4 separate regions of the Homo sapiens genome follow, and regions 1, 2 and 3 are each linked to region 4. A link is an interaction called in ENCODE POLR2A ChIA-PET data of the cell type or tissue named here. Cell type or tissue: HepG2. All regions are shown on one strand.

The links. Peaks named below come from ENCODE experiments on the same cell type or tissue, not always from the same donor. Only the 100,000 strongest peaks of a DNase experiment are listed, where the experiment ranks them.
Region 1: POLR2A ChIA-PET joins it to region 4 with 15 read pairs; 4 of 35 experiments call an interaction of 5 or more read pairs at or near these places.
Region 2: POLR2A ChIA-PET joins it to region 4 with 10 read pairs; 7 of 35 experiments call an interaction of 5 or more read pairs at or near these places.
Region 3: POLR2A ChIA-PET joins it to region 4 with 10 read pairs; 5 of 35 experiments call an interaction of 5 or more read pairs at or near these places.

Annotation. Positions count from the first base shown.
Region 1 is chr21:45,327,325-45,332,324 of GRCh38, reverse strand. No RefSeq gene overlaps it. Among named protein-coding and RNA genes, the nearest start is that of LINC00316, 12 kb to the left of the region's middle. RefSeq lists enhancers at 1,586-2,307, 4,964-5,000, 4,474-5,000. In HepG2, no CTCF peak of the experiment used is centred here; a DNase peak (open chromatin) is centred at 2,084; H3K4me3 peaks cover 1,162 bases.
Region 2 is chr21:45,306,752-45,311,751 of GRCh38, reverse strand. No RefSeq gene overlaps it. Among named protein-coding and RNA genes, the nearest start is that of LINC00205, 21 kb to the right of the region's middle. RefSeq lists enhancers at 3,927-4,732, 4,733-5,000. In HepG2, CTCF peaks have their summits at 2,542 (motif pointing right) and 2,940; DNase peaks (open chromatin) are centred at 2,541, 3,081 and 4,531; H3K4me3 peaks cover 1,544 bases.
Region 3 is chr21:45,354,576-45,359,575 of GRCh38, reverse strand. No RefSeq gene overlaps it. Among named protein-coding and RNA genes, the nearest start is that of LINC00316, 15 kb to the right of the region's middle. RefSeq lists an enhancer at 863-1,516. In HepG2, CTCF peaks have their summits at 1,518 (motif pointing left) and 3,095; DNase peaks (open chromatin) are centred at 2,635 and 3,085.
Region 4 is chr21:45,407,676-45,412,675 of GRCh38, reverse strand. All of the region lies in intron 2 of COL18A1 (collagen type XVIII alpha 1 chain), which reads right to left. It overlaps COL18A1-AS2 (COL18A1 antisense RNA 2), which reads left to right and starts at 2,611. Exons shown (of 4, transcript NR_052004.1): 1 at 2,611-2,728; 2 at 4,113-4,219; 3 at 4,577-4,668. RefSeq lists enhancers at 3,132-3,924, 3,925-4,716. In HepG2, no CTCF peak of the experiment used is centred here; DNase peaks (open chromatin) are centred at 2,045 and 2,815; H3K4me3 peaks cover 2,905 bases.

The DNA.
Region 1 (5,000 bases), 80 kb after region 4:
TGTTTATTTTATTATTTTCTTTTTTCAAATAGATTTTTGTTCATGTAAAACCTGGAAATGGCTTTAAAGCGATTTGGGTTTTATAAATAATCCTCACTGTAAATAGTGCAAGGACAACATGAAACGTTTCCAGGAGGCAGCAGCCCCTGCCCCGGCCCTCCCCCTGCCCGCTCTCAGCCCCTTCCCCCTGCCTGCTCTCAGCCCCTTCCCCCTGCCCTCCCACTGCCTGCTCTCAGCCCCTGCTCCAGCCCTGCCTCTGCCCGCTCTCAGCCCCCTCCCCCTGCCCTCCCCCTGCCCCTCTCTGGATAGTTGGCCCCCGAGGGTGGGTGCCTGGCCTGCCAGCGCTTCCTCCTTCACTTAGGTCCCTCCTGATGTCCTGTGGGGGCCACCCCCCACCCTATCCGCCACGTGTGTCCCCTCCCTCACTGCCCACTCTTGGCTAAAACCACAGTCACTGCTTGTCATGGCTGGGCCTTGTACACACAGCATTCCCCTAATCTTCCAGCCCGACGCTGCTCTCTGGAGGCTCAGCCTCCTCCTTCCAGGACACGACCCCCGCCCTCTGCCACACTCCACAGCGTGCTGAGAGGGCCAGACCCATTCCCCATGTCTTCCCACGGGGCAACCCCTTGGTGGGCTGTGGGCCTCCCATTCTGGGTGGTCCTGGCCCTGCCCTTAGCCAGCCTGGCCTCCCTGGGCCACCCTCTGCTGAGCGGCTGCCCCCGCCAAGGCTGAAGCTGACCCCGGCCTGACCTTCTGCCTTCGGAGCTGGTCCCGCTGGCTCACGGGGTATGGCCCACGGGGACAGTGGGAACCGGGGGTCTCAGCATTCCTTCCAAAGATGCACAGCCCAGAGTAGAATGAGGTGCTCCTCTCCAGGGCAAAATTAAAGCAGGGAGCAGGGGGGTGTTCCAAAAACTCACTCATCAGAAAAGCGGTATTTTAATGCAATTCTTTTTAAAACCAGGAGTAACGCAAAAAATATCGATGACAAAAAGTCAAAATAAAAAAGGACATTCTTCTTTTCAAAAGAAGTCTTGTTTCTTTCCAGTTCATTTTCCAAAAGTCTGAGGTGGTTCGGGGCTGCCCTGGGTCCCTTCCCGTCCTCTGCCCCCGTGCGGGGCTGTGCCGTGGACGGAAGCCTCTCGCCAACGCCCAGCGGCTCCATCCCGAAGGCCCGTGAGGCTCCTGGAGCGGCTCCACCTCCCCTCCCCTTTCCCACAACCCCTCCCTCCCCATCTTGAGACCCTCCACCCTAGCAGAGGCCTCACCTCGGAGCTCCTGACCTGATGGGAGTCCACCCTCTCCCCCGCCTTGGCCAGCACCCCCTGCCCAGTTTCACCCAAAGTTCCCACTCCGCCCCGTGCGAGTCCTTTCCCCTGGGGCTGAGACAGAGGACACCAGGCAGTGTTTGAGGAGCCCCCTTCTGTGGATACCTCCCAGTGGTTATGTTGGGCGAAAAGAAGGAAAAGGGTTGGGAAGAAGCCAGTCAGCTGTCCAGTGCCCTGAGGCCTGACCCCCTCCATCCTCAGGCCCTGAGTCCTGACTGCCTCCACCCTGAGGCCCTGAGTCCTGACCATCCTCCACCCTGAGGCCCTGAGTCCTGACCATCCTCCACCCTGAGGCCCTGAGCCCTGACCCCCCTTCACCCTGAGGCCCTGGGCCCTGACCACCCACCCTGAGGCCCTGAGTCCTGACCATCCTCCACCCTGAGGCCCTGGGCCCTGACCCCCCTCCACTCTGAGGCCCTGGTCCCCGGCCTGGCTGGGCCCCCGAGCAGTGAGCAGGGCAGCAGGGCGGAGTGAGCAGGTTCCCCCAGGTGACCATCAGGTGACGCCTGGTCCTGGGCACCCTGCACCCTCTGTGCTTGGCCAGTGGTCCCTCCACTCAGCTCTCCCAGGGGCCCGGGCTGACCCTGGCTGCCCTAACCATGTCGGTGTATGGTGCCCGAGGGCTCAGGCCAGACAAGTGTCTACCAAGGGCAGCAAACGCTGGGGCACCTGGCCCGAGGCCACAGGAATAAGCAGCCTCCCGCAGAGCCTGGCATGTTGGGGGTTGAGTGCTCTCATCTCCCTGTTTAATGATTTCCTCAGCAAACACATCCTCGGGATTGCTCAAGGCTGAGGTCACTGTTCAGCTCAGCTTCCCGGGAGCCTGTGAAGACATTTGCAAAAGGGTCCACTGAAAACAGCACGGGCTGGGCTGCCAGCAACCCGGTGGGTGGGAGGGCAACCTCCAAAAAACCCTCCGGTCAGAAAACAAAATGGCAAAAAGACGTCTCCTCTGGGGGCCCGGTCCATAACAGATGCGCCTTTGAAATCCTGGGCCAGGCGTCTGTCCAGAGCAGTGAATTCTCCAAGGGAAGGCGGGGTTAGGATGCTGCACCCATCCCTGGTGGAATTCCAGGTGGAGCTGGGAAGAGCATTGCTCCCACCCACAAGAAAAAAGCTACAACTGCATGTCAACAGCGCGTGATCCGTCCAGGAGCCCGGAACCAACCTGGAAGAGGCGGGTTCCTCTGCGGGTGGGACCCTGGGCAGGTGCCCGGCCAGATCACCGTGTCAGCTGGTGAGAAGTGTGAGCTGGGGATAGTCAGCAGACTGCGGCCTGGGATGGCTGCTGGGCGGGGTGGAGATCGTGAATCTCCACCAAAGGGGGACCTGCTCACTCTGCCCTGCTCATCTGGCCCCAGAGGGACCGGGCTCTTCCCACAGTACTGGCTGAGGGAGGGGCACCCTCCGGGGCCACGGAGCCCAGGGAGGCCCGGGATGCCAGGACGTGGAGACGTGTGCTGTGAGCAGCGCACCTGGAGGAGGGGCCGGAGAACGCGGAGCACACCTGAGCCCAGGCCCACGGTGGAGGATGTCCCTCTGGGCTCTGCAGTGGGCAAGGCCAGGAGAGCTGGGAGGGACAGGTCTCTCTCTCTCCACCCCCTCAGGAGGTGAAGCCCCAGGGCCAGGCAGAGACAAGCACAAGTGCGGCTGGAGCAGCCTGAGGGTCGCCGTGGCCACAGCAGACATCAAACCAGGGGACTCCTGCAGGGCTGGGCTCAGCCCCATGGTAAAGGCAGGCAGAGGATGGGGGCTGTTAGGGGCTGAGCGGTGTCCCCCAAATCCATGCATCAAAGCCCTAACAGCCAGGACCCCAGAAGGTGACTGTATTTGGAGACAGCTTTTAAAGAGGTGATTAAGGTAAAATTCAGTCCTTAGGGCAGGCCCTGATCCAGTCTGCCTGGGGTCCTTATAAGGGGAGGGAGGACACAGACACACGGAGGGGTGGCCCTGCGAGGACCCAGGGAGGAGACGCCGCCCACAAGCCAAGGAGAGGCTGCGGGAGGAACCGGGCCTGCCACACGGGGACCTGGGACGTCCAGCCTCCAGGACGCAGAGAAACAACGGTCTGCTGAGGAAGCCGCCCGGCATGCAGCATTTGTGCTGGCAGCCCTGAGAAAACTTGAATAGGATGCTCCGCTGCTGGCATGAGAGCTGTTTTCCTGCAAGGCTGGGCAACTCCTCCACCGCTGGCGGGTGGAAAATGGGGCGGCCGCCACGTGCCTGGTTTATCCCAGAGAGGTGAGGACCTGGGTACGCGCAAGCACACAAGCCTGTGTGGCAGTGTCCACTGTGGCAATGCCAGGACAATGATGGCTGGAAAGGACCCGAAGTGCCGCCCTGGTAATGGGGTGACAGACGGGAACATCTGAGGCAGGAGGCGGTGCTCAGATACTGGACCACATTGAGGCCTAGCTAACACAGGGCAGGGGCACAGGTAGCTTTCCATGAGGCACGCCCTCCAGTGCGCCATGTCAGTTTACGGTTGCCACGGCAATACCTGGGCATTACTGCCCCTTTCCATGGCAACTACCCGACCACCCAAGAGTTACTACTCCTTCCCTAGAAGGAGTGTCCACCTCACACAAGGACCGTACTGGGGCGGCGTCCAGAAGGAGTGTCCACCTCACACAAGGACCGTGCTGGGGCGGCGTCCAGAAGGAGTGTCCACCTCACACAAGGACCGTGCTGGGGCGGCGTCCGAGAAGTGTGGGGCTGTCTGCGGCCTTGAGGGCCTCGTGGGCACAGTGCAGACTTGGACACAGGTGGCAGGACTGGGCGCTCGGAGCTGAGGACGGGTCCAGGAGATGCCGACACCAGCTAAGCTCCTGCTGTGAGACCCCGACCCCGGGGCGTTCAGGAACTCCACCCTTTCTGATCGCATCACCCTCATGGACAGCCTGCAAGTCCAGTGACGTTGTCTCCATTTCACAGATGGAGAGGCTGAGGCTTGGTGCCGAGGGCTTCCCACACATCTGGGAGTGGGAGCTGTTCTCAGGCCAAGCCACCCTGGGTCCCTGGGAACTCACTCCATCCTGTGTGATTCCCTGTGTGTCCCCTGCCCAGACCCCTCAGAGCCAAACTCAAATGGCAGCTTGGCACCAACACGTTCCCAACAAAGGGAACGTCCACCATCCCAGAACCCGCCCACTTCATTGCCCCGCACTGCTGCACACCCAGCCCTGCAGGCGGCAGCCCCAGGAGCAACAGACACCTCCTCACACACCTCCAGGTCCCCAGCGTGGCACGCAGCCTCCAAGCACCTGACCACCGTGCCAGCTCCCGGTCCACCTGGCCCAGGCCCACTCCCCTGGGTGTTGGCAGGAGCCCCGCCTGGACTCTCACACCCCAGGCCTCCAGTCTGCACCAGCATCTGCAAGCCCAGATCCTTCTATGGCCCTCCCAGCTGAGGACACACCCCAGGCCTCGCAGGGCCTGCTGGTCTCTGCCAACACCTGCAAAGCTCTCTGCGCCTCTGCCCGGCAGCCTCCTCCTTCCCGCAACTCCACCTCAGCCTCGGGACATTTGCCCAGCGTCCCCTCTGTCAATCCACTCTCCCCTGGGTCTCCGTGCCCCCAGTGTCACCTGAACATCCCCTTGCTGACCTGCTGTGCAGCCAGGTCCCCACCATAAGCACTGTCATTACGCCACTGTGTGGGTGTCTGCCTT
Region 2 (5,000 bases), 100 kb after region 4:
TGGGCCACTCTGGTGTGGGTGTTGATGGTGAGGGAGGCTGCATGTTTGTGGTGGAGCAGAGGGTGCATGGGAACTCTGTACTGCCTGCTTGATTTTACTGTGAACCTAAACCTTCCCTAAAAAGTAAAGTCTATTTTAAAAAGCGAAGAAGGACAAGCTGCGTTAATGGACATGCCTAAGAAAACTAGAGTAAATGAAGCAGGAATAGCGAAATAAGTCAACGGAGCAGAGATGAGAGGGCAGGAAAACACGCACATGCATGTTTATATGTGTGTGGTTACATGAGAGAAAGAGAGAAGTTTATTCTGAGGAGTTGGCTCACATGATTTTGGAAGCTGAAAAGCCTCACGATCTGCCATCTGCAAGCCAGAGACCTAGGAGAGCCGGTGTTGTGGTTCCAGTTTGAGTTGAAGGCCTGCACATGAGTGGGGCTGTGGGTTCAAGTCCCAGCTGGAGGACAGGAGAAGGTGCCACCTCTCAAGCAGTCAGGCAGAGAGATAATTCTCCCTTCCTCTACCTTTTTGTTTGTTTGTTTTGAGATGAAGTTTTGCTCTTGTCGCCCAGGCTGGAGTGCAATGGCGTGATCTCTGCTCACTACAACCTCCACCTCCCAAGTTCCAGCGATTCTCCTGCTTTAGCCTCCCAAGTAGCTGGGATTACAGGCACCTGCCACCATGTCTGGCTAACTTTTGTATTTTTAGTAGAGATGGGGTTTCACCATGTTGGTCAGGCTGGTCTCGAACACCTGACCTCAGGTGATCCGCCCGCCTCAGCCTCCCAAACTGCTGGGATTACAGGCATGAGCCACTGCTCTGTGATGGGCTGGTGGGCAAAGGCCTATCTCGCATCTTCAGGAGACTCTAAGCCTCTAAGGGTGCCTCTGAAGCCCTGGAGGAGCCTTCTCAGAGCCATCTGAGGCTTCCTAAGTCCAAGGGCCAGGGAGCTGACTCATCCCTGCTCCCTGGGAGGAGAGGCAGGTGCCAGGGGGCCAACCAACGGTGACAAGCCTCCCACAACCTCTGCCAGGTGGCGGGTCTGTCTCCCGGAACTGCAAGCCTCTGCCTCCAGAGCAGACCGGGCAGCTGGTGGACACGGACTTACCTGGGCTGACCTGGGCTGAAAGTCATCTTGGGACAGCAGAAGCGGATGAGTTTGTCTAGGCTTCCGCCCTTCTGCAGGCTCTGGGACAGGCCAGGGTGCCCAGCCATGCATCAGGGTCTATGGGTCTGCTACGGAGCAGCCCGGTTCTCCGATGTCCTCACCTGGCTTCTGGGGATTTGGTCCTTAGGGTGGCACCTAGGAAGCAGAGGCCGGGCTGAGCTCGGGCACCGCCATCCTAGAGCTGCCCCCACCTGCCCAGCTCCCCCAGAACACCCTCCCCACCCACCTCCACCTGTGGACATGCTGAGTGTGTGGGGGCTTGTATGTGTGTATATGTGTGTGCACATGTGTGGGCACATGACTGCATATGCATGTTTTGCATGTGTGTACACGTGTGGATGTGTGTGCACATGGCTGTGTGTGCATGTGTGACTGCAAGTGTGTGCACCCGTGTATGGATGTGTGTGGATGTGTGTTCATGTGTATGGATGTGTGTATGGATGTGTGTGTGCACATGGCTGTGTATGCATGTGTAATTGCATGAGTGTGCATGTGTGTGTAAGCATGTGCATGTGCACATACGTGTTCCCAGAGTGTCTCCATTACCCAGGATGGTGCCTGGAAGGGTGTGCAGTCCCATCTCTAGCCAGGGCCACCCCTTGCAGTCCAGGCCTAAGGCCAGCGTCGCTCACAGGCCCTGCCCCTTTCGTCGACAGTATCTGGGGATCCCGGGCTCTCCAGGGCGGGCAGGCTGCCTTGGGGATGAGAAGCGGCTGGTTTCCCGGGGGCAGCCCTTTGACCTTAGTTGGGTCACTGCCCCCTTCTGGGATTCCGTCTCCTCTCCCATTTAAGGACAAATAGGTCTTTCCCATGTGAGATGCGGTGCCTGGCCAGGGCAGGGATGCAGATATTGACCCTAACTTTGTTCAGAGGCTGGGCTTCCCCGGCCCTGAGCCAAGAGGAAGCCCCGTCCAGAAGCCAGGAAGCAGCAGCAGGGCCAGCCCTGGCACTGCCCAGGTCTCCCCACCTCGGCTCTGCTCAGCGCTGGCCTGGAGAAAACAGAACGGCAGCTGTCGGGGCTGGTCCACGAAGTGTTGTTGTTTTGTTTTTAATTTTCTGATCAGGGTAGAGAGAACTAAAAGTTCAGGAAAAAACAGGTATTTTTGGAAATGGTAAAAGCCGTGACTCATCACTGGTAACTCATCTTCCTACAGATAAGTCAGACGAGCTTTTCTCTGAGCAGCTGGAATGTCCCCTAGTCCTCAGTTTTGTGAAATTTGAATAAAATACGCTCCTTTGGGTCAAGGTGAGAGTCTGCATGTGTCCTGGGGCTGTGGTAACAAAGTGTCATGAGCTTGGTGCTTTCAGCATCAGAAATGTGCTCTCCAGGTCCGAGGCCGGAGTCTGAAAGGAAAGTGTCACGGGGCCACCTCCCTCCAGGGGGCGCCAGGGGCTGCCAGGCGGATCCTTCCTGCCTCCTCCAGCTCTGGGAAGCCCCGGAGTCCCTTGGCTGGATTGCGCCCTGTTCTCTTCTCTCTCCTAAGGACCCTTGAGATGTCATCTAGGTCCCCCCTCCAATAGACCAGACCCTCTCCTTGCCTCAAGAGCCTGACCTCACCTCACCCACAAGACTCCCTCTTAGACAGGGTCCCATCCACAGGCTCCAGGGGTCAAACACGATGTAGGGGCGGCTAAGCTGGAGGAGGGCCAAGGCTGCTGGGGGGCACCAGTGCCGTGGACTTCAGGAAAAGGGTCCCTTGCGGGAAGAGGGGATCAGCCGCCACCCTGCCCACGGTGCCACAGGACCCTTTCTGCCCCCCAGCGGCACGAGACAGCAGGCAGGCAGCAGTTGTCTGCAGATGGCAGCCTGGGCTCAGGAAGAACAGAGCGCCAGGCCCAGCCCAGCCTGCCAGGCACTGCCCCAGGTACTCTGGCCCCGCCGGAGGCCCCAGCCTACAACTGAACTTCGGCTCCACATTTCAGACCCACGATTTTGCAATCTCCTCCAGTGTTTATCAGAGGCTCTCCCCACTGCCCCAGCACACTGTAAACTCCCAGGGCCCACCCGGCTCTCAACTGTGGTTTTGAGGGCAGTTTCAACAATGCTCCCAGTGCGGGTTTGTGGCCAGGCAGTTCACGGAGCTCCCACCGGCTGCCATTCCTCACACACCAGGACATTCCCTCCTGCTGTGCCCAAATGCATCTTGGGTCCCACTGTGCGAGGACGAGAGTAGGGCACGGGCAGCCCGTGAGTGGGGCAGGTGAGAGATAGACCCTGAAGTCCCACTGCCCAGCAAGCCCCTGCTGTCATGAGGCCGCAGCTCTGCTGGGGCTGGCCGGCTGGGCTGTGGGCGTGAACATGTGAGTAAATGTCCTTAGGGAATGGGTTGCGTGTCTTCACTGTTCCACACAGAGCATTTCGTCTTTTTGTGCATTTCTACGTGTGCATTCCTGGTGTGTATTTGCACATCTGCCATCTGTGTGTGTTCTGGAGTGTGTCTGTACACGTATGTTCCTGGTGTATTGTTCATGCATATTCCTGGAGTGTGTCTGTGTATGTGTGTTCCCGGTGTGTATTTGCACATGCATGCATATTCCTGGAGTGTGTCTGTGCACGTGTTACTGGTGTGTATTTGCACAAGTATGCATATTCCTGGAGTGTGTCTGTGCACGTGTGTTCCCGGTGTGTATTTGCACAAGTATGCATATTCCTGGAGTGTGTCTGTGCACGTGTGTTCCCGCTGTGTATTTGCACATGCATGCATATTCCTGGAGTGTGTCTGTGCACGTGTGTTCCCGCTGTGTATTTGCACAAGTATGCATATTCCTGGAGTGTGTCTGTGCACGTGTGTTTCTGGTGTGTATTTGCACATGCGTGCATATTCCTGGAGTGTGTCTGTGCACGTGTGTTCCTGGTGTGTATTTGCACAAGTATGCATATTCCTGGAGTGTGTCTGTGCACGTGTGTTCCTGGTGTGTATTTGCACATGCGTTCATGTTCCTGGAGCATGTCTGTGCACGTGTGTCCCTGATGTGTATTTGCACGTGCACGCATGTGTGTGCTTGTGCACCCCGGCTCCGTCTTCCTCTCGTCCTCTCTGCCCGCCGCCCTCCTGGGCCAGACTCTCCTGTTCTGAGTGGAAGGCAACGAAGGCCTGGGTTGCACAGGCCCGTCTGGGGTCACAGGCATGTCAGGGCCGCCTGCTCCTAAACCTCCTGCACTGAGATGGGAATGGGAGGGGAGGCTGGCGAGGGCTCCTTCGGTTCAGACGCCTCCTCCCAAATGAACGGCAAATGTCAAATGCAGCCCTAAGGAAAATAGTTCCCACACCTAATCATGTCCGGGAGAGGTCGGTGGGGGGGCGCCGGGAGCACATGCTGGGTGGGAACAAGGGCCCTTTGTGTGCCATGGGCAGCTGTGGCCGCAGCAGCGAAGCTAAGTGGACCGGCTGTCTGGCCGCCTGGCTGCCCGGAGACAAGCGCTCTCCTTGTTGCGTCAGCGCCCGAGCCCAGCCCCTGCCTGGGCTGCGGGGGAGTCTGGGACACTGGCTGCAGGGAGGGGCACGTTCTCACTCGTGGAACATTCTCAGGCCAAGACAGTCACAAATGGGGTCACTTCTGATGGTGCTCAGCTGCCGCAGCGGCGAGCCATGAATCGCCCACGCTAGCTTTGGCTGGGGCAGAGTCCTAGGGCCTGAGTGAGAGATGAAGCAGGAGGGACAGTGGACCAGCCAGGCTCCCTGCGAGGTCCTCCCCATGTCACCTGAGGATGGGGCAGCAAGGGTGGCCTGAGGTACCCTGCAGCCTCTGTAGGCACCCCTTCCTCTGTTGCCTGGCCTGAGCACAGCTGCCCTAGGACCAGCAGAGCCTGCACCTCACCGCTCCCTCCCGCAGAGGGT
Region 3 (5,000 bases), 53 kb after region 4:
TCACCTGCACGGGAGGAAGGCCCAGGACAGCAGTGGGGCCCGTCCAGTTTCCCTGTCCCCGAGGCCTCACCCGGTGCCCATGAGGACAGAGGGATGGACGCGTGAGGGGTCAGGGGATGTGGGGCTTCCCGCCCTCCAAGTGCCTAAAGCTCACACTGCAGTTTAAAAGTTCACTCGTGTTTGGCCATACACAGTGCAGATTGCCTGTGTTAACGTTTGCGTGTGCCTGCAACTGTGAATATGAGGTCCTTTTTTCCATTGCATTTTCTGGCTGGTGAGCATGAGGGAGTGGGAGGTATAGCCCCTTGAGGGACTCCTGGGGCTGCAATGGGGAGTGCCGGAGGAGGCATTAAAAGCTGAGCTGAGGAAGGCATCTCCCTGGGGCTGCGAACCCTGGGAAGGTTCAGTGGGGTTGGCCCTGCCCCTAGCTGCTTCCAGTGCAGGGGCAACCCACGCACAGACCCCGCTCCATGCCGCTCTCCTGCTCTGCGCCCAGACTAGCCCGCCTTCCCAGGGCCTGCAGGGCTGGCCCCCACCCCCTCAGATGCCCTAAGCCACCTCTGCTGCCAGGATGCTCCCCTCCCTGTCCATCTGCTCGGCTTCTCATTCCTGGGCTATGCCCCGGGTTCCCAAAGGCTGGGACCCTCAGGCGCACTGTCCTAGGCCCCACACCTCTCTGTGGCCCTCTGGGCAGCTGGTGGACTACAGCTTTGCCGTCTGATTCCCCGGCTGCAAATCCAAGCTCTGTGCTGCTCAGCTGTGCAGCCTCCCTGTGCCTCAGTTTCCTGCTCTGTCAAGTAGGGATAGTGGTGGCACCTATTCATGGAGTTGTGTGGCCAGGCTGTGCTCACAGCCAACAGCCGTGGAACATGACACAGAACATGCTAGTTGGGGGAACTGCTCTTCCATACTTGGTGTGAAATAATGAGGCTATTTTGTTCCATCATCTTTTGTTCCGTCATATTCCACCCAGGCCCCTCGCCTACCTGGGGGCTCTGGCTCGATGGTCCCCCCGGGCAGCAGAGGCTCGGGTACCAAGGAACATGTGGCCAGTGGTGGAACGGCTGGATCCCCGGATCTTGGCTCTGACCTGAGCGAAGCTCTCAGTCCTGGAATTGGCTGTGAATCCAGGTTCTCTGTGTGGACGGGGCCCCGGTTCACAGAGCAGCCAGGAATGGTCGCTAGTCATCACTGGTCAGATTTGTTGGCGGGAGGTCACTCATGTGTCCACCACACACAAAAAGCAAAACAAAGCATGGAGAGAAGGGGCTTGGAGAAGGTGGCCTGATGGGGGCCGCGGCTGCTCCGGGAGAGGCTGCCCCTTGTGCTTCGAGCCTCACCCATCGGGCAGCATTTGTGCAGCTGGGCCCTTCCCGGCATCAACCACCAGGCCCGAGTGTGGGGCCCGAGTTGCTGGCTGCCCTGAGTGCCCTGGTCCCTGGGGCCCCCATGGGAGATCAAGGGGCTCAGGAGAGGGCATGGGACTCAGGAGGTCCCGGGGCAGCTCCCCCTTCAGGCAGATCAGGGCTGCTTTTCGCTTCACATATTGGGCCTCGTTTATCCCAGTGCTGCCGTGTACGAAACGGATTGAAGACTTTGAAAACCACAGGACCCCGGGGGCCTGTCTATTCCTTCCACGTTGGACATGCTGTGAAACCAGGACTCTCCACCCAGCAGCCCACAGGTGCGGCAGGGGCCAGCTCGCTGTCTTGCTCCTGACACCCCCCGTGCCCTGAGAGTGCCCGGCGTGTGGGAATATGCATTCAGTGGTCAAGCAATCCTAAGCTGGCTGGTGAAGAGAGAAATGAGTGGTGTGGGCCTGTGTGTGTCCGGCCCCACGCAGCCGGAAAGCGTCACCAACAGTGAGACCGAAAGCAAAAAACTGAACATTCTTGTTCTGCGAAAGAACGTCTGATTGGAAAAACATGCTCCCAGCTGCAGGAGCTGAGGGCAGCTGTGAAACGCGCCGGCTCGGCGTGTTTGACAGTGGAACCGCTTCGCAGTCCTGGAGTCGGAGCCTCGCTGATTGCGATCGCGGACACGTGGCCACTTCCCTGAGCGAGAAATCATGGCTTTTCCGGGACTTAACGTTCTCATTCTTTTCACTGCTATATTTTGAAATTTAAAACTTAGAAGACAAAGTTGCGAGGATAGAGAGGGAGCACCTCACTCGGACTCACTAACTTTGTGCATTTTGCCCCATTTTCTTTATCACACTTCCTCTCCCTCACTCAAAAGTGTTTTTAGAACCAAAAAAAAAAAAACAAGTAGGCGCGCAGAGGCCAAGGGAAAAACTTCCCCTTTGCCCTCGGAAGTTTCACTGGAAAATCAACTCACAGAAGGCAGATTAACTGGAGGAAAGGCTGACATGTGTTCTAATGTGCATAGCATGGAGGATCTTAGGAGGACGATTACCCCAAACCCCGGGGGGCCACAGACGGCCATGCACCCTTCTTCTTGGGGGAAAGGAGATGGGGCAGTGTGGGTGACTTTAGGGTGGTAGTAAATGATTTTTAGGGAATTCAATGGGCTTGAAGCACGGACAATGGCCTGGAACAAAGTCCGCTGGAGCAGACAATGGTTGTGACATTTGCCAGGTGTGTTGACAAACCTCGGCCTTTCTTCTTGCGATAGAAGCTCAGTTAATGGAAACGCAGGGAGGGGATTCCGGGTCATTGTTTTCTTCTTTGGCCGGTAGGGACTTCAGGCAGATAAGGGAGATTCAGGGAACAACTTCGTGCTTTGGGAGAGACAGGAGCAGGGAGGTCAGAGAGACCTTGAGGCTGCCTCGGTTCACATCAAAGCTGTATCTCAGGTACCAGCTTCTGAGCCCCAGCAAGGCGGGGTCACCATGTCCACTCCCCACTGTGGACCTCAGCGTGTGCCTGCAGGGAACGCCCCTTGGTGTAATCACCTAATGATGTGATACAACCATCTAGCGGGCAGTCCATTTCCCATTCTTGTCCACTGTCCCAGTAATGTTCCTTCCCACCCAAGGGTGCAGTGCAGGAGCACGCGTGGAATTTAACCGTCATGTCTCCAATCTCCCTGAACCCAGAACACTCGCCTGAACTCTCCTGTCCTTTTGGACCTTGGTGGTCTCTCCAGCGCCCCTTATTGGCAGTCTAAGGGGATGCTGGCAGGCTGAGCAGAGATGTGGTTTGTGGGGTCCCAGCCCCGGCAGCTCAGGATGGGGTCCGGAGGGTGGGTTTGGGTGGAAGACCACACCTTCATAACAGGCACCCTCTCCAAACTGCACGACTCTCATTTGTCTCACCTTGTGGCATTGGCTATAATTTCCAGTACGGCATTGAACAGAAGTGGCCAGGCAGACAGCCTCACCCCGTTCACAGAGTGAGAGGGACACTGTTAGGGAGGCCCAGCCCAATGGCCACATTTTCACTTGATTACCTCTGTAAAGATCCCATTCTCCAGATACAGTCACCTTCCAAGATGCTGGGGTTAGGATGTGAATTTTGGCAGTAGGGAGTGGGGCAAATTCAGGACAGAGCAGGAATTCTCCCCTCTTCCTCTGTCTTCTGAATGAGTTTGTGTAAGGTCGGCATTCCACCATCACATCTGATTTTAGCTGTAGGCTCCTCATACGTGGCCATATCATATGGAGAAAGTTTCACTTTGTTCTTAGCCTGTCTCGAGTTCTTATCTGTGATAATGGGTGTTGCTTTTTTGTTGAATGATTTCTCTGCATTTATTGAATGATCATGTTTTCTGCTTCTGTGAATGACACTGATTGATGCTCAAACAGTAAACGGCTCTTGCATTCCCGGCGGAAGCACGTTTGGTCGTGGTGTACCATTTACTTCCCTTGCTGGCCGTGATTGCTAACATCTGGTTGAGTGTTTTGTGTCTGTGTTGATGTGCGGGACGTTCCCCAATTGTGTTTTATCATAATGTCTTTGTCAGGTGTCGTCTCAGGCTTACATCCGCCTGGTACAACGCACTAGGGATTTTATTAGTTTGTTTGGGCTACCTTAAGAATGCGCAGAACTGGTGGCTCGAACAGGCACTTCCTTCTCACAGTCCCGGAGCCTGGGGTCTGAGATCAAGGAGGGGCAGGGCTGGTGCCTGGGGTCTCTCCTTGGCTTGCAGACACCATCTTCTCCCTGTGTCCTCACAGGGCCGTCCCTCTGTGTGTGTCCGTGCCCTCATCTGCTCTTCTTACGAGGACGCCAGCAGACTGGGCCAGGGCAACCCTAATGACCACATTTTAACTTAATGACTTCTGTAAAGATCCCCTCTCCAAATACAGTCACCTTCTGAGATGCTGGGGTTAGGGTATGAATTTTGGCAGCAGGGAGGGGGCAAATTCAGGCCATGGCAGACGTTCTCCCTTCTTCTGTTTTCTGAATGAGTTTGTGAAAGATCAGCATTATTTCTTCCCTACGTATTTGATACAACTCACCATAAAACCACCAGGGCGTGCAGTTTTCTTTGTGGAAGGAGTTTGATAACGAATTCAGTTATTAAAAGTAGACATAAGGCTATCCAGATTTTCTATTTCATTTCATGCTGATTTTGGTAAGTTGTGTTTTTCAGAAATTTGTGTCACCCAACGTTGTTAAATTTACTGACAAAGTTGCTCATAAAGTTTTATTATTATCCTGTGCTGTCTCAAGGATCCACATTGATATTCTTTCTTTCAGTCTACATATTGGCAATTTGTGTCTTCTCTCTCTTTTTTAAATCGATCTTGCTTGACAGATAACAATTTTAACAACTAAAAAAATCAATTTTGGGTTTGTTGATCTTTTTATCTGTTTTGTATTTCAATAATTTCTGCTACTACTTTCATTATTTATTTTCTACTTTTTGGGTTTAATTTGCTTATCTCTTTTATGCTACTTATATTGGAAACTTATATTATTGATGTTAAGCCTTTCTTTGTTTCTAATCTTAAGTATTTAAAGCTATAAATTTCCCTCTAAGCACCCTTTGCCTGCATTTCCACAAATTCTTACATTCTGCATTTTCATGATGAT
Region 4 (5,000 bases):
GGCAGGGCCAGCTCCATTGTCTGTGTGCCTGGGCCGCAGGCCCCTGAGCTCTGCTGGCCACTCCAGGGTGCCATCTCTAAAGGGACCAGAAAAATGAGGAAAAACAACTCCACACATTAAGAAATATACCCCATGGCTGGGCACAGTGGCACACGCCTGGAATCCCAGCACTTTGGGAGGCCGAGGCAGGTGGACCACCTGAGGTCAGGAGTTTGAGACCAGCCTGGCCAACATGGCAAAACCCCGTCTCTACTTTAAAAAAAAAAAAAAAATTAGCCAGGCGTGGTGGCCCACACCTGTAGTCCCAGCTACTCAGGAGGCTGAGGCAGGAGAATCGCTTGAGCCCGGAAGATGGAGGTTGCAGGGCGCCAAGATCACGCCACTGCACTCCAGCCTGGGCAACAGAGCCAGACTCCATCTCGAAAAAAAAAAAAAAAAGAAATATACCCCCAGTTAAAGAAATATCATACCCCCAGTTAAAGGCTGACCATAAACAATAAAAGTACGCAAAATAGGACATCCAGAGCTGAAAGCATCAACAGACAAAAAGCTACGGGGAAAGAGAATGCACCTGCAGGGCAGTGGGCACGAGCCACAAACCCGGCATTCCCAGAGAAGCACGACGGCCCCTTAGTGCGTGAAAAAGTTCACCCACACGGTGAACGCCACGTTCCCAGAGAAACACGACGGCCCCTTAGTGGATGAAAATGTTTGCCCGCATGGCAATGGGGACTCACAAAACAGAACTCTGAGATGATATTTTCCATCAACCAAATTAGCAAGGTTTTTAAAAGACAGGATCCAGCCTGGCCGTTTGGGCCGCAGAGCTGTGTGTAAATGAACGTCGCCCATCAGAAGCGAGGCCCTCCCCTCTCCTGCAGGTCCCTGACCACAGCCTGCCCCCCCCCCACCCCCCGCCATCAGCCCTGACTCTGGCTGGGGTGACACCCAAGATAAGAGCTGTGAGAAGACGAAGCCCTCGCCTGTGTCAGCGATAAGGGTGCACTGTTCCCTATGACTGCTCACTCACAGCGCCGGGCCCTCCAGAGCCTGTGTCAGCGATAAGGGCACGCTGTTCCCTGTGACTGCTCGTTCACAGCGCCGGGCCCTCCAGACTGTGGGCGTCTGAGGCTTACTCCGGGCCCTTCAGACTGTGGGTGTCCGAGGCTCATTGTGGTGTTTCCTTCTCTTCTCGGGCAGGCACGGCCTCTCGCACACAGAAGGTGCTCAAAAATGCACACAGGAAAAAGGAATCAAAGGCCGGGTGGACCAAGAACAGTGGCTGGGCTATCCCCAAGCAGCTGGCGGGGGCCTCGCCACCCATCAGCCCACAGCCCTGGGCTCTGAGGTTCTCCACTAATGCCAGCCCCCAATCCTGCTGGCCTCTTTAGCCCCAGCATGGAAGAGGTCACAGACACTGGCTCCATGGGGTCACCTGGCATCGGGGAAGGCAGAGCCACTGCAGACGATGTCCTGCCCCTGGATAACACCCTGCACTGGCAGCTGCAGGGCTGGGACTTCGCCACAGGCCCACGGAGTTCCTGGGACACTACCCCTGTCTCTCCCATGCCCCTCCCTGCCACAGGGAGAGGCCAGATGTCCCGCCCAGCTGCAGCGTCCACCTGAATTGAGTGATTCCTCCCAAAACAAAGTCTCCTGTTGTCTAAGTTGAAACATGGAAGGAAGGTCTCTCTCGGTTCCTGAGGCCATAGGGTGTGTGGACTCGGGCCTGCCCAGGTGTGTCCAGACGAGGCCTCCAGAGCAGCCGAATCAGAGGCTCTTCCTGAGCCCTCATGCTCCAGGACCGGAGATGCCAGACGGCGTGAAGCCGCCACCAAGATGGGCTGCCGGCCCAGGAGCTATGTCCAGCCTGGCTTTCCCATCAGCTCACGTCACCCCAAAACAGACAGTGCCTCTCCTGCCCCCAGGAGCAGCTGTGCTGGCAGGTTCTCTGCAGACAGAGGAGTCCGAGCTGCTGAAACTTGACCCTGTCTCACAATCTCTAAGCACAGATTCCAGAGAGGCCTAACTGCGGCAAATGTTGAAGCTGCTCAACGGAACGGTGGGGAAATACAAAAGCATGGACTTCAGACCAAAAATAAATGAGCAAACGAACAAACGGCTGCGGGGGTGGGTGCGAGTTCCGCCACCGTAACCAATCACGCTCCCTCCTCCTGCCGTTCCCACTGGCCTTCCTCCCTGTGGCTCTGGCCCAGTGTCTGTCTGCAGGGGTCCCCGCAGGGTCAGCCCTTGACCCCCCACCAGTGCCCGGCCCCAGCACCAGCGTGTGCCCACTCGCAAGCCTGCTGGCCTTCTGGAAGCCGGCGTGGTGAGAGCCAAACCGCCACCCAGCCTGGTGCTGGTGCCTGCCCTGCCCATCACAAGGCTCCTGTGGGAACGAGGGGCCCACAGGGGATCAGCCCCGAGGTGGCGAGGTGACCCCATCTGCCACCATGAAATGCCAGAAAGTGCCAGAAAGATGCAGGGGCTTGAGAATAATTCCCCTTTCCACGGCTCCTGTGGAAGAAGCCAGAAAGGCCGTGCCGGGGCCTGCCCGCGCCGGAGGAGCTGCGGGGGGAAGGCGTGCTCCTGCAGGCACGGGGCACAGACACTTCCCCTGCAGCCTCCACATTTCATCTGACTCAGCGCATCCGTGATCAAAAGCTCCTCCTGACAGCCCTTCTGCAGAGGCCCAAACTCGCCATCTAAAACGTTACCGCCAGGGCCGGTAAGCACCGCTCCCTCACTCTCTGTGGCCCCGGGCAGCGCCAGGGGACAACACAGATCAGCTCCCTGCCTGGGCTGGCTGTCTCCTCACGTGACACGGGATCTGGCACAAAGATCCAGTGTGTGGTATGTGGCTTTTACACAATTGCCAGCGGCCGCTCACAGAACCCCTAGAGGAAGCAGCCACTCCCGCCCCGGGGTTAAGGAGGGGAAACTGAGGCAGCAAGGCTGGTGACAGCCACTGGCCGTGGAGCAGGGTCTGCGCTCAGGCACCAGATGGCAGGGCTTCACTTGCCTGGCACTCCGCTGCCTTGGACAGGTCCTGGCCTATGACCGCCTGGTGCAGGGCTCTGGCCTGTGACCGCCCAGTGCTGGCCCTGGCAAGGCTCCCAGCAGGCGGGTCTCAGCTGCCCAGTCATTCTGGGCAGGTGCCTGGGCCTTGAAAAGGGCCTTAGACCCCAAACTCCCAGGCCTGGGAGGCCTTGGATAAGAGGAGCACCCAAGCCCAGAGGCCACAGAACACCCCACAGTGCCCCAAACTGCTTTCAGGATCTTCATGGGCCACAGTATTTCAAAATGTACCAAATATCATCATCGTATAAGGGCGCCCAACATGCATTTTAGTTTCCCAGGATTCTGCCCCTGCCCTGCACAGCACCATACGAGGGAATATCTGTCTCAGACCCTGCGCCGTCTGCCACTGGCCAGCCGCTGAAATCTCGCTGTGGGGTTGGGCCTGGCCAGGCCTGTCGTCTTGTTCTCTGACAGGCACCCGCTAACAGACAGCCTGGAGGGTGGCAGCTCTGACTGGCCCTGGCAGGCACTGGGGTGGCCCCTTCTCTGCATGGTCCAGTGCCCCATGCCGGGGGTGGGGTGAGGGCCATGGCCAGCCCCTCCAGACACAGCCACAGCCAGCTTTGTCCCTGCCAGCCTCTGCACCTGACCCCTGAGCACTGGTGGGGAGCCAGTGCCGGCACAAAGGCCCAGTTGGCTGGCACACCCTCCTCTGCAGGCCTGGGGCTGAGAGAGGAAGAGACTTGCTGGAGGTTTCAGGTGTTGCCCCACTCCATCCCCCACAGCTGTGAGGTTCTTTGGATCCCTAGGCTTCACCTGGAGAGTTCCAGGGTGGCCTCGGGTCTCCAACATACGCTCCACAGCCAGACCCAGCCGGGTCTCCTTCCTGAGCAGAAGCAGGCACCCCTCCCCCAACACAGTGAGCGGGGGTGGGAGGGTGTTGTGGGGGCCCCTCTCTCCGAGCTGCCTGCATACTCCCTGCCCCCACACAATCAGCGGGGGCTGGGGAGGGTGTTGTGGGGGCCCCTCTCTCTGGGCTGCCTGCAGGCTGCAGCTTCTACCCCAGCCCAGCCCCTACTGTCTGTTCCCAGCAATCAGGAGCTGCTCCCAGGGCGGTGGTGCTGTTGATCATACCACAGGATCCCCTGGCACTCCCGGGGCCCAAAGAACCCAGCCCCCAGCCTTTTCAACAATCCAGGTGAAGACAGAACAAGGCACTCTGAGGGAGGAAGACTTTGTGTGGATGCAGCATGACTGTGAGAATCACACGCCTGCGGGGGGCATGTGTGTGCACACACATGTGCACTTTTGTGTGTGTGTGCATGTACACAGTTGTGCCCCTGCACTTCGCGTGACTGGGAATGTGCACCTGTGTGCACAATTGTGCATGCCCGTGTATGCATGTGCCTTGCACTTTTAAATGGAGCAGCAGCAGGTGAAGTGGGGCTCTCCTGGACTGGCCCCCAGTGTCTGGCGCCTGCACTCTGGAGCAGGGCAGTTCACTCCTTCTAGGTTTTCCTACAGAGGACTTCCCCTGCTCTGCTTTCATTTACAGGAAAACAGGAGTGCCCTGAAAAACAAGTTTTGCTGAAATTCAAAACTATCTTCCAAAGTCCTTGCATCTGAATCCTGAAGACTCCCCAGTGGGTGAGCCCAGAAACAAGACCACCTTCTACGCGGGAGGGTCTCTCGTTACCTAGGCGCCGTGTGCCCTGGGGTGAGCCACACCCACGGAACCCAGGTCACTGAAGCCCAATCCCTGCAGGGCTTCAGAGGGAGTGGGAAGTGAGGCGCAGGGACCCTGCCTTGTACCCACATCACTGGGCTCTGTGCTGACCACCAGACAGGAGGAGGTCCTAGTGGTGAGCAGGGGCAGGACATGCATCTTCTGGGGGCTGCAGGGAGGCAGGGGTAGAGCTTGATGCCATGGTGGAGTGTAGGAGAGGCTCAGAGACAAGGAGACTCATGAGACCAGGCTC